Regions from separate parts of the Homo sapiens genome. Here region 1 is linked to region 2. Evidence: read pairs that join two places in POLR2A ChIA-PET (ENCODE). Cell type or tissue: CD4-positive, alpha-beta T cell. All regions are shown on one strand. Links, peaks and the distances in the headings refer to the core of each region. The heading gives the core; the rest is flanking DNA. Region 1 overlaps SNED1 (sushi, nidogen and EGF like domains 1). Region 2 holds the start of LOC107985787 (a long non-coding RNA gene).

The links. Peaks named below come from ENCODE experiments on the same cell type or tissue, not always from the same donor. Only the 100,000 strongest peaks of a DNase experiment are listed, where the experiment ranks them.
Region 1: POLR2A ChIA-PET joins it to region 2 with 6 read pairs; 7 of 35 experiments call an interaction of 5 or more read pairs at or near these places.

The regions. Positions count from the first base shown.
Region 1 is chr2:241,092,414-241,097,780 of GRCh38, reverse strand. It overlaps SNED1 (sushi, nidogen and EGF like domains 1), which reads right to left. Exons shown (of 32, transcript NM_001080437.3): 32 at 2,213-5,367. MTERF4 (mitochondrial transcription termination factor 4) reads left to right here. Exons shown (of 4, transcript NM_182501.4): 3 at 354-538; 4 at 1,343-2,210. The coding sequence ends at 1,783. Among named protein-coding and RNA genes, the nearest start is that of MTERF4, 7.2 kb to the left of the region's middle. In CD4-positive, alpha-beta T cell, for the core only: no CTCF peak of the experiment used is centred there; a DNase peak (open chromatin) is centred at 1,980; H3K27ac peaks cover 2,140 bases.
Region 2 is chr2:241,007,133-241,012,499 of GRCh38, reverse strand. All of the region lies in intron 1 of SNED1 (sushi, nidogen and EGF like domains 1), which reads right to left. LOC107985787 (a long non-coding RNA gene) reads left to right here and starts at 555. Exons shown (of 2, transcript XR_001739175.3): 1 at 555-1,713; 2 at 2,076-5,048. RefSeq lists enhancers at 1,163-1,766, 1,767-2,372. In CD4-positive, alpha-beta T cell, for the core only: no CTCF peak of the experiment used is centred there; a DNase peak (open chromatin) is centred at 2,369; H3K4me3 peaks cover 1,719 bases; H3K27ac peaks cover 1,479 bases; H3K27me3 peaks cover 283 bases.

The sequences.
Region 1 (5,367 bases), core at 64-5,063, 85 kb before region 2:
TCCCATATTACTCTCTGATCTTTCCAGTAAATGCCTGGGAAATTCTTTTCCAAGTGAGGAGGGCAAGAGGAGACCCAAAATACAAAGTTGGCACCTTTCAGGTGGGAGGCCAGAATAAAGCAGGAATATAGGGAGGGAAGGATGGTGAGTCTGAGGAGTGTCAGGAAGTCAGTGGGGAGATGTATCATTTCCATGGTGCTTCTGGGAAGATAGATCTGAAATTGCCACTTGCTCTGTGGAAGGAGAGGATCCTTGTTTGTTTTTAAATGTGGACTTAAATTGGGTGCAGCTAGCTCCTTGAGTTTCTGGAGTATCCTGAAATTATATGCTTGCCTTTTTTGAATGTTCTGCAGGGAAATTAAAGAGGGTGCTTTACTGTTGCCCTGAAATTTTCACCATGCGCCAGCAGGACATTAACGACACTGTCAGGCTTCTCAAGGAGAAGTGCCTTTTCACGGTACAGCAAGTCACCAAGATTTTGCACAGTTGCCCCTCTGTTCTTCGAGAGGACCTGGGTCAACTGGAATACAAGTTTCAGGTGAGAATGACTGATAGCGTGATTAGCGTAGTTTCAGGTGAGAATGACTGGTAATGGGATTAGCGTAGTTTCAGGTGAGAATGACTGGTACCGTGATTAGTGTAGTAACAGCAAGTTTCTCAGGTTTTTCAAATGTAGTGAAGGTCAGTTATATGGATAAGAAGCCTCGGACACCTCATATTTGAGTGGAGGAAGTGAAAGACTAGATTCTCTGCATACATCAGCCAAAGAGAAATCTTTAATTTCTTTACTACAGATCAAACCTATTCTTCAACTTTTCTGCCATTAATAATGAATGATCCAGTCCTATTCTTAGAGTCTAAGTGGGGACTCTGAAATAGCTAATTTTAAAATAGCTGAAACCTTCCTGTCCTTAGAATCTATTTTGCATGTTGATTTTGAAAATGTAATTTTAACAGTTGTCCGATTTTTTGGTAATAATTATGACAACTTAGGTCGAATTTCTAGATGTTTTCTGAATGTTTTGCCTATTCTTTCCATATTCATCCTTTTCCTTCCCCATTTAAAGAAAAATACCACCTCTTCCTTCTGCCCCTTCTCCCTCCTGCCCCTTTTCCCTCCCACCCCTTTATTTCCTGCTCCATGTTTCTCAGGATGAATTTGAAAGTGTTTTGAAACTGCTGGCTGTCACACAAATGTCAGTATCCTAGACTGGGTATTCGCTGTTGTCAATTAGGCAATTCTTTTTGAATCCTTTTGTACAACTTAAGTTTTTATGGTTTATAGAATGATAGGTTTCAATACTCTGTATCTGGGACTCCTAAGTGTGTTTGTGTCTTCCAGTATGCATACTTCAGGATGGGAATTAAGCATCCAGACATTGTAAAGAGTGAGTACTTGCAGTATTCACTAACCAAGATTAAGCAGAGACACATTTACCTGGAGCGCCTGGGACGGTACCAAACCCCTGATAAGAAGGGGCAGACACAGATCCCTAACCCATTGCTCAAGGACATTCTCAGAGTTTCAGAAGCTGAGTTTTTGGCCAGGACAGCCTGTACTTCTGTTGAGGAGTTTCAAGTTTTTAAGAAGCTCCTGGCTCGGGAGGAGGAGGAGTCTGAGAGCAGCACATCTGATGACAAAAGGGCAAGTCTGGATGAGGATGAGGATGACGATGATGAGGAGGACAATGATGAGGATGACAATGATGAGGATGACGATGATGAGGACGACGACGAGGCGGAGGACAATGATGAGGATGAGGACGACGACGAGGAGGAATAGCTGTGATGGAAGGACTAGAGCGAAAGGGCCCAGAGATATCAAGGAAGCTTTTCATTCTCTTAAAGCTTTTGGGTCCTTTACTTGAATCTTCTCAAGTTATTTTTTATTCTAAAACTGGTCTCTTGATGAAAAAAATTATAAGTCACCTGAGAGGCAGACAGATCAAACCAAACAGGAAACAGGAAATGCATGTTTGATCTGTTGTCACGTGTCTGTGGGGAGGGCCCTGTCCCATCCTGAATAAGATACTTATGTTGAGCTATTCACATCAAGGGGACTCAATATATCAACAATTGGTTTTATTTTTTTCTCTTTTGAATATGTTGGTGATAATTCCGTGACAGTTGGAAGATGGGGTTCATTCTTCCGGTTCAGGAATCACTATGTATTTCCTTCTTGTGATAAAAATAAAATTACGAGAAGGCAATGTGAGGTTTTAGTACATCATAGCACTTTATTTTATGAAAACATGTAGCAGATTTTCCACAAAAATGCTTATTTTTAATCCAAAAGTATATTGCTTCATAATGGTATTCAGTGCACAGCAGAGTAAAAGAAGTTAATTCATGATGTACTGGTTAATTTTGCATGGCTTCTTAAGGCCAGCAAAATGCTGGCAGTTTTCTTTATCTTTGTGAAGAACAGGCCCTTCCTGTTTGGGGAAGTTGGCTTTTATGTCAGCTCTTGGCCAGTGGTCACTTCCAAGCCTGGTGTCTCCGGCCCTGTAGTCTGTAGTGCCAGACTGTGCTGGCCTGGAGAGTGCTGGGGCAGGTGGAGGCCAGGGAATGGTCCCATACAGTTATCTCCCCTGCCCTGGTTACAGACAGCTTCGAGAACCAGAGGAGAAGAGCATAGGGTCATGGAGCAGGTGGGCTGAAGCCAGGGCCACAGGGAGCAATCCGTGACCCCCCAAGGTGGGTGTGGGGGGGGGGGGGGGCGTGTCACCTTAGGGAACTCAATGAGTCCGAAGAACAATTTGAAATGTTGGGAAAAGAGAAGAGGAATTTGATGTCAGCCGGGGTGATCCCTGAGATAGAGGCCTGTCTCTGATGGCATGAGCTCTAAGAGGGTCCTGGAGGATTGGTACATCCTAGAACATTCCAGTTAGCCCTCTTTTAGGGGAAACTGGCATAGGATTGATGCAGAAGGCATTTTTGATGATGGGACCAAAATTCAAGTCTCCTTGGTAGCATTCTAGGATCAACTAGATCCTAGGATCTGGTAGATTGTAGGATTCTAGTGGGTAGAGGCCAGGGGTGCTGTGAAACATCCTGCAGTGCACAGGATGGTCCCACAAGAGAGGATGATCCGGCCCAGAATGTCAGTGCTGAGCCTGAGAAACTCATCTAAGGCCTGGTCCACAACAGTAATGTGACTGTTCACTCGTGACAACTTCAGATGGTAAATGGACTTAGGATCGTATTATTTTATTTAAAAGAAAAATAAGGAGCTGGTTTTTCAGCCGGGTTCCTTTCCCCTATGCACTGGAATACCCCTGGTAGGTGTGAGCTGCATGCAATTGTGGGGATTCAGCACTGAAATCTAGGTGCTTTTGTTTTCTCCAGCAGCCTCGTCTTACAGCGTGACTGCAAAGAAAAAGACTTTTGTTTTGCAAAAGAAAAGCAGCTCGGTGACTCCGTCCACATCGCCACAGTTGAGTCAGATGGCAGTGGCAGTCCTTTGCCAGTGGAAGGAGTTCCTGCTAAGGGGAGGTGCAGGAGGTGAGCTGATACCTGAGTGGGGCCCTTGCCTGTTGGGTTCTCTACTGGAGGACAGTGGGCACAGCAAAGATTCCCTTACTTGTACCTGGCAGCCCACACGCAATGGGGAAAAGGGAGAGTTTGTCTTTATTGCCTTGCTTGGCCATAGGCAAAACTGTTTGGAAATGAGACATTTCACTGTGCCAGTGTTTTCATTTTCTCTTCCATTGTGGCATCCCGGTCACTGCCACCCTCCCTAGAACCTAGGCTGTTGTTGTACCCAGTCGGAGGACTAAGTAGAATCCTCAGTCTGCACTTGGTTAGATGATCAGTCCATCCCGGTTTCATTAGCAGATGGGTAATTCAGCAACTCAGGATTGCTTCTTTCATTTTGATACAGAAATCTTTATGCTCCTGACAGTTTTCTGATTCTATTATTACTAATTTCCTTGGGTGGACTTTGAGTATTTTCAAGGAAGCCATTTGAGTTTTTAAAAGAAGCCACATGGGAAAAGCTGTGGTGGCCTCTTTGGAATGTTTCAAGAACGAACTGTAATTCCTGAGCACCAGGAAGTCTTTTTACTTGATATTTAATGTGGAAAACATCCCAATGGGCAAGTCCTGTGACAGCACTTGGGACTCAGGAGCCAGTTCTTGTTGACACAAGGCTTCTAAGCTAACACTGGAGCATATTAGCATTTGCTGTGTGGCACCAAGCTTGGGACTCAGGAGCCAGTTCTTGTTGACACAAGGCTTCTAAGCTAACACTGGAGCATATTAGCATTTGCTGTGTGGCACCAAGCTTGGGACTCAGGAGCCAGTTCTTGTTGACACAAGGCTTCTAAGCTAACACTGGAGCATATTAGCATTTGCTGTGTGGCTGAGGGGCTTGAGGTCCTAGTAGGGAGTAGAAAGTTTCCTAGTAGGATTCACCTACTTTTCCAGTGATATCACTCGATCTTAGCATCTGCTAGTAATGCTGTAGCTTACATGGACAAACAGTGACAGGTCCCAGGGCGGCAGGAAGTCCGCAGTACGCGTTTGTGAACGTGGTTTCTCTCAGTTCACCCAGTGACCCTTCGCTGAGCTCGAGACCCTTCATTGAGCTCCACCTTCTGCTCTCAAGTGGGTCTGGAGCCTGGGGAACAGCTCGGGAGTACAGGTGAAACTTCGCGAATTGCCTGTTCCTTCTTTCTGAAAATGACAAATTGCAGAATACACAGACACATGCACATGAAATTTTAATAAAGATAAAAAGCCTAAAATATACTCTAACTCTTCAAAAAACATTTTTATGAAAGAGGAAAGGAAGGAGGCCCTCTTTGTGGCTGGAATGCTGGCTCTGAGCAGAGTCAGGGTGACGCGGCAGGGCGCTGGCTTTCCAGCTGGGTCAGCGGTCGTGAGGCTCAACACGAGAGGAGGTGGGGTGGCTGCTTTGGTTGTAACATTAGCAGGGGGAAGACAGCTGCTTAGAAGCATGGTGGGAAGCAGATGTGGTGAAGTGCCGTACTGTTCTGCTTACAAAGATGGGGATGTCTAAGATCGTGTTTACTACCTGATAGCCTAAAACAGTATCACTTGAGTCATGGACTAAAAGGAACCTTAAACATTGTCCAGCCCAGCCCAGGTGTCCATCTCTGTTGCACTGAGACTTGTAAGGCGTCCTTGCTGCTTCGTGGCAGTGTGCCTTAGCTTTCCAAGCAGGGGTCTGAATAGCTTTTTCCATGAAAATTCAGGGGTCTTTCTTTGATACCCTTGTGACTTGTCATTCAGGGGATGGCTTCCACTGTTTAAGGCTGAAGCCTAGGTGATCTCATAGAACAGGGTTCACCAAATAAGGCCCATGGGCCAATTTGGCCACCACCTGTTATTGTAAATAAGTTT
Region 2 (5,367 bases), core at 159-5,158:
GTGGATGAGCCACCCTAAAAACACCAGGGAGGGAAAAAGGCGAGTGTGAGAAGGCGCTTTCACAGGCCGGAGGGGCTGCCCTGGGGTGGCGATGCAGGGTGGGGCGGTGGCAGCGTCTGCTCTCGGCCTGGCAGTGGGCCCACCAGGGTTTGCGTTACGTTTGATCTTTTTTTGCACGTTTATGTTTTGTACCCTTTTTGGCATGTGTTTTGGAAAAAAGAGCTAAGGGTTAGAAGTGACAAGTGGTACCTCTGGGTTGGGGGAGAAGCATCTGGGGGCAGGAGGCCGCTGTGGCCGAGGTCCCTGGGGCTGGGCCACCTGCCTGGTGTGGGGGACCTCCCTGCTCTGCCCCTCGCCGCACCCCCCATGCTCTTCCTTAGCTGGCCCCACTCCCTGCTTGGCTCCTGAGCCGCTGCCCTGAGTTTTCTGTCGGCCTTTGAAGTGGGAGCCTAGCTTGCAGGTGTGCGGTGTGCAGAGGCCTCGGGCCCACCCGCCGCCTGCCCCGCTCCAGCTTTCCTCTCTCCCCACCCCAGAGAGCTGCTGCCCTCCCCGCTGGGGGCTGAGCCAGGGAGGAGGCAGAACAAGCCGGCCCTGTCCCCTGCCAGGACAGGGCAGCCAGGACAGGGCAGCGCCAGCACCGCAGTGCAGGGCAGAGGCCCGCGGGACTTCCTTTCTCCAGATGTGGACGTCCCAACGTCTGGTGGAAGGGGGCTAGTGGGCAAGGCCCAGGCCAGAGGGCCCAGGAGCTAGAAGCAGGGCAGGGAGCCATGTGGCAACCCCTCTCTCCCCAGCACTGGGGTCCCTCTCCTTCTTCAGGGCTGGGAAAACGCTACTTCCCAAAAAGTGACAATTCTATTATTGTTATTTGCCTACTTGCTATAGCACCTTGTAAAACATGTCATAGAGATGTGGAAAACAAGGGGAAAGGATTAGCCTGTCTCCCAGCCGACGCCCCTGTTCATGGCTAGGTGTGGACCTGAGCACTCGTAGAGGAACAGTGCGGGTTTAGTCCCTCGTCCTGACTTCGGGGGCGGGAATGCCAGCAGGCTGCCCAGCGCTGGCACCTCAGACACCTGCTGAGGGCCAGTGTTTGTCTGCTGGGGTCTGGGGCCTGAGGCCAGCCTGGCAGTCCTGCCCAGCGCCACTGGGACACTTGTAGAAATGTAACCACTCCATGTGCCAGGAGACCCAGGAGACCTGCCACCCCCAGGAAACCCAGGAGACCCAGGAGACCTGCCACCCCCAGGAGACCCAGGAGACCTGCAACCCCCAGGAGACCCAGGAGACCCAGGAGACCTGCCACCCCCAGGAGACCCAGGAGACCCAGGAGACCTGCCACCCCCAGGAGACCCAGGAGAACCAGGAGACCTGCCACCCCCAGGAGACCCAGGAGACCTGCCACCCCCAGGAGACCCAGGAGACCCAGGAGACCTGCCACCCCCAGGCAGGGAGGGAGGGCAGTGTGCTTGTTCTGGGTCTGCAGGGTAGAGATGCTGCGGCAGGCCCTGGCTGCATCCCCCAGAACTCCAGTCTCTCCCTGTGGATCCCATCGTCCAGGGCCTCCCCGTGGCCACCGTCTGGTCTCCTTTGGGGTCCCGGCTCTGCCTGCAGCCTGAAGCCCAGGCCCTGGATCAGTGCTGGCATCGCTCTCCTCCCAGCCAAGCACCAGCTGCTGAGAAAAACAAGATTGCCACCTGGATGTTACAGTCCCAGGTAGGTGACAAAGGTCCTGGGAGGGGCTCACACACAGGCCGCCTGGAAAAAGCTCTGCGTTGGACACAGCTGAGCACCTTAGGCACCCCGGTGAGTGCCCCACGCCCCGCCCTCACCCTCCTCTCTCAGGCTGTGGTCAAGGCCAGCCAGCCTCACGGTGGCCTTGCCATGGAGGGGATGCTCTGACCCCTCTGAGCAGGCTGAGATTCTTGGGCTGCTGGTCAGCTGCTAACTGGGGAGGCCCCAGGCCACATGGAACCTGGAGCTGCAGTGACTTGGGGACTTGGAGGAGGCTCCTCGCCCTCCTCCATTGGGGGCGGGGCTGGCCAGGGGCACTCAGGGCTCTCCTGCCTTTCCTGCAGGACGGGGCTGACCCTCTGCTGGCTCAGGAGGAAGCACAGAGACGTGCTCCAGTGGCATTTCCGACTTGGATGAAAGCAGGAAAGAGCTGAAGCGTCTGGGGAGCCTCCAGGAGGTGACCTCGGGCTGAAAGTGCCGATATGCAACAGCCTGCTCCCCCGGACCTGAGCCAAGGGGCTGCTCTGAGCAGGGCAGGGTGGGCCTGGAGGGGAGCCAGGGACCCAAGAGACTTCCGAGGGCCCCAGGAGCCAGGAAGCAGCACCCTGGCTCCGCAAACGTTAGATCACAAAGGGCGGCTCTGCGGTTCCCTGCTTTGACTCCTCTGCCAAGAGTGAAACAGCACAGCCTCGAGGTGTTTTAGAAGCTTGTTTTGAAAAATGCAGGCATGTCTTTTATTTCCTGGCAGCTTTCTGGGCAATTAGGATTCCTCCCACAGGCACAGCGGGGGCTGGCGTCCTGGGCCGGGGGATGGGCAGGGCCTCCGGGGCTGAAGGGGATGGTCTCCTGCTGAGCGGCCTCACGCCAGCCCTGAAGGGAAGGAGGCTGGCCCCTGGCCCAGCCACCGACGGCAATACTGGGCTAGGCCTCCGGGGAAACACACATGGGACGCCTCCGGGGAAACACACATGGGACAGAAGCAGTCACCCAAGGGGTTGTTCCAGTGGGAGGGAAGAGAGCTACCACCAGGGAGAGCCAGGGTGACTTCCTGGAGGAGGGGACATCTGAGCTGCATTCAGCGCCCCCGGACAGGGGAGGGGTAAGGGAGGGGCTCCCAGGAGAGTGTTGATGCCATGTCCTCTCTCTCCTGCAGACTGAGGTGCTGGGTCTCCCTGTGGCTTCCCTGTCCCCATGGGGCCATGCCCCCAGCCCCCGTGCCCTTTCTCATGCCCTGTCCCTCTTGCTGCCCTCACAGCCTCTCCCTCTCCACCAGCCCCTCTGCTTCCTTGTGTTGACAGCAGCTCCTGCCGCCTGCTCCTTGCCTCACTTGCTTCCCACTTTGGCCAGGTGCTCCACCAGTCCCTATGGTCAGCAGGGCCACAGCCCAATCCCCTAGAGGCCCCAGGGTGTGCCTGGCCTGGAGGCAGTGGCCCCACACTGTCTGGGTGTCCACACCTGCCCTTTCCATCCATCTCCAGCCTGGGCTGCTGCCTCCTGGGCTCTTGAGATCTTGCTGCCTTCAGCCTGTCCACACCTCAGAGGGAGGGGCCTCCTCACAGTCACCCTGCATCTCTGCAGTGGCCACTGGGCCACTGTCACCTCCAGCCACCACCATCAGAGATGCAATCTTGAGATGCAAACCTGGTCTGTCCCCCACTCCCCACATACCTGAGAGTCTTACTCATGGGCACCCCCGTCACTCCTTCAGGACCCAAGCTCCATCCCCATGTCCTGCCCCCAGTGAGCCTCCAAGGCTGCCTTGCCTGCTCCACTTTGCCGCCTCCAACCCACCCCAGAGCTGATGGCAGGAAATGTTTGCTGAAAGATGGGTTTGAGGGCCCAAGAGGCCGTGCCTGACCCTTGACAAGCTCCTGGACAAGCTCAGAGGACAGTGTGATCCTGGGCTGCCCTCCTGTGTGGAGGCATTGGGGTCAGGGGCCTGGGCTGGCCACAGTCCTGCTCCCACTTGGTGCTCCCTGACTGGCCCGCAGAGCCCAGAGGCGACTTCAGCATGTGCTGAGCCCCGGGCACCACGGGAGCAGGGCAGGGGCTGCACACAGTGGTGTCTAATAACTGACACCTGCTGGCTGAATGAATGACTTGCCCTGCTTTGCAAAGAACAAGAGAATGGATGCCAAGGCACCTAGGTGTTGAGGCTGGTCCCCGTAGATGATGTATGGGGTGTCCCACCTGCCTGGTCGCAGACAGACGGCAGTGTGACCAGGCCCCGACCCTTCCAGCCTGTCTTGCCCTTGGATCTGCCCAGAGCTTCCACCCCCACCACCAGTCAGAACACCAGGACACCCTGTCTGGCCTAGAAGCCCATGGACAGAAGGAGTGCAAGGAGTGCTATCAGGTGGGACCCTGTGGGGGCAGCTTGTCCTGGCCACCCCTTCGTGGTGAATAGGAGGCAGGAGGAGACTGGAGCCTGCAGAGTAGGTTAGTTAGGAGTGCCCCGGGTCACCACGAGCAGCCCTCGGAGGGAGGGGCTGTGCTTCCCAGGTGGGGCTCTGAGCCAGCCCCAGGAGCCCCTGGTCACGGCACTGACTCTGTTCCCCCACTTGGGATCTGCCCTGGGTGGTCTGCATTCCTGCCACGCCCCCAGGTGGCCCTGGAGCAGCACAGAAGCCTGCTTTGGAGACACACGTGGTCCGGACCTGTCAGAGCTGGGGAGCTGCCACCTCCGGGCTGTGCTCAGTGAGTCAGGTGGTACGGCCGCCTTCACCCACGGCAGGGTGTAACTGCGAATGCCCTTCTGGGCAGTGGCAGACAGAAGGAAGGTGCCCTGAAAAGCTCCCTGCCTTGGATCCAGTGAGCCCACGTGGGGCAGTTTATTGCAAGGGAGGGAAAGAGAGGGAGGCCTGCACGAAGGCCCGTGTAGGACAGACACACATCGATTCAGGAGACTGAAACACCACAGAGCCAATAACTAGCGGCCGGTTAAACCAATCACAGTGTAGCCATAGAATGGAATCTTGTATTGTCATGAAAAAGCATGTTTTCACAGAAAAGTTAGGGCATGGGTAAATGCTCGTGGCGTAACATTGAAAGAAATAGGCAACACAGAGACCCATATGAGATGGTAACCCGAAGTCTGTTTTGTAAAACCCTACCCTTGAAAACAGATAAGGAAGAACTTCACCAAAATGTTAAAAGCACTTATTTTTGGGTGATGGAATTACGGATATATCATCCCAATGATCACAAGATGAACAATAGTTATTTACTGAGCGGCTTCTAGGAGTAGCACTGTTCCGGAAGCCTGACAGCACAGCGAACAAAACAGACAAAAATAAATACATTTAATACTAAAAAAAGACGCATTGCTGCTCTTCCGTCTCCTTAAATCAGAGCAAGGGTGCAATCAAGGTTTTGGACTGAAGGAACGAACAAATGAAGTAGTGAGTAAGTCAACAGTGAATGAATGCACCAAGTTTCTGTGGGGAGCTGCCTGGGAGAACGCGGTTTGGCCGGCTGGCCACTTCTCTGACAAGAAGCTCTAGCTTCACCTTATCACCAAAAACTCAGGAGGATATGAGAATAAGCTGTAGACCTCATGACCCTCTGCACCCTAAACATTTTAGTATTTCCCATCAACAAGGATATTCTCTCATGTAAGCATATACAGTCACCCAC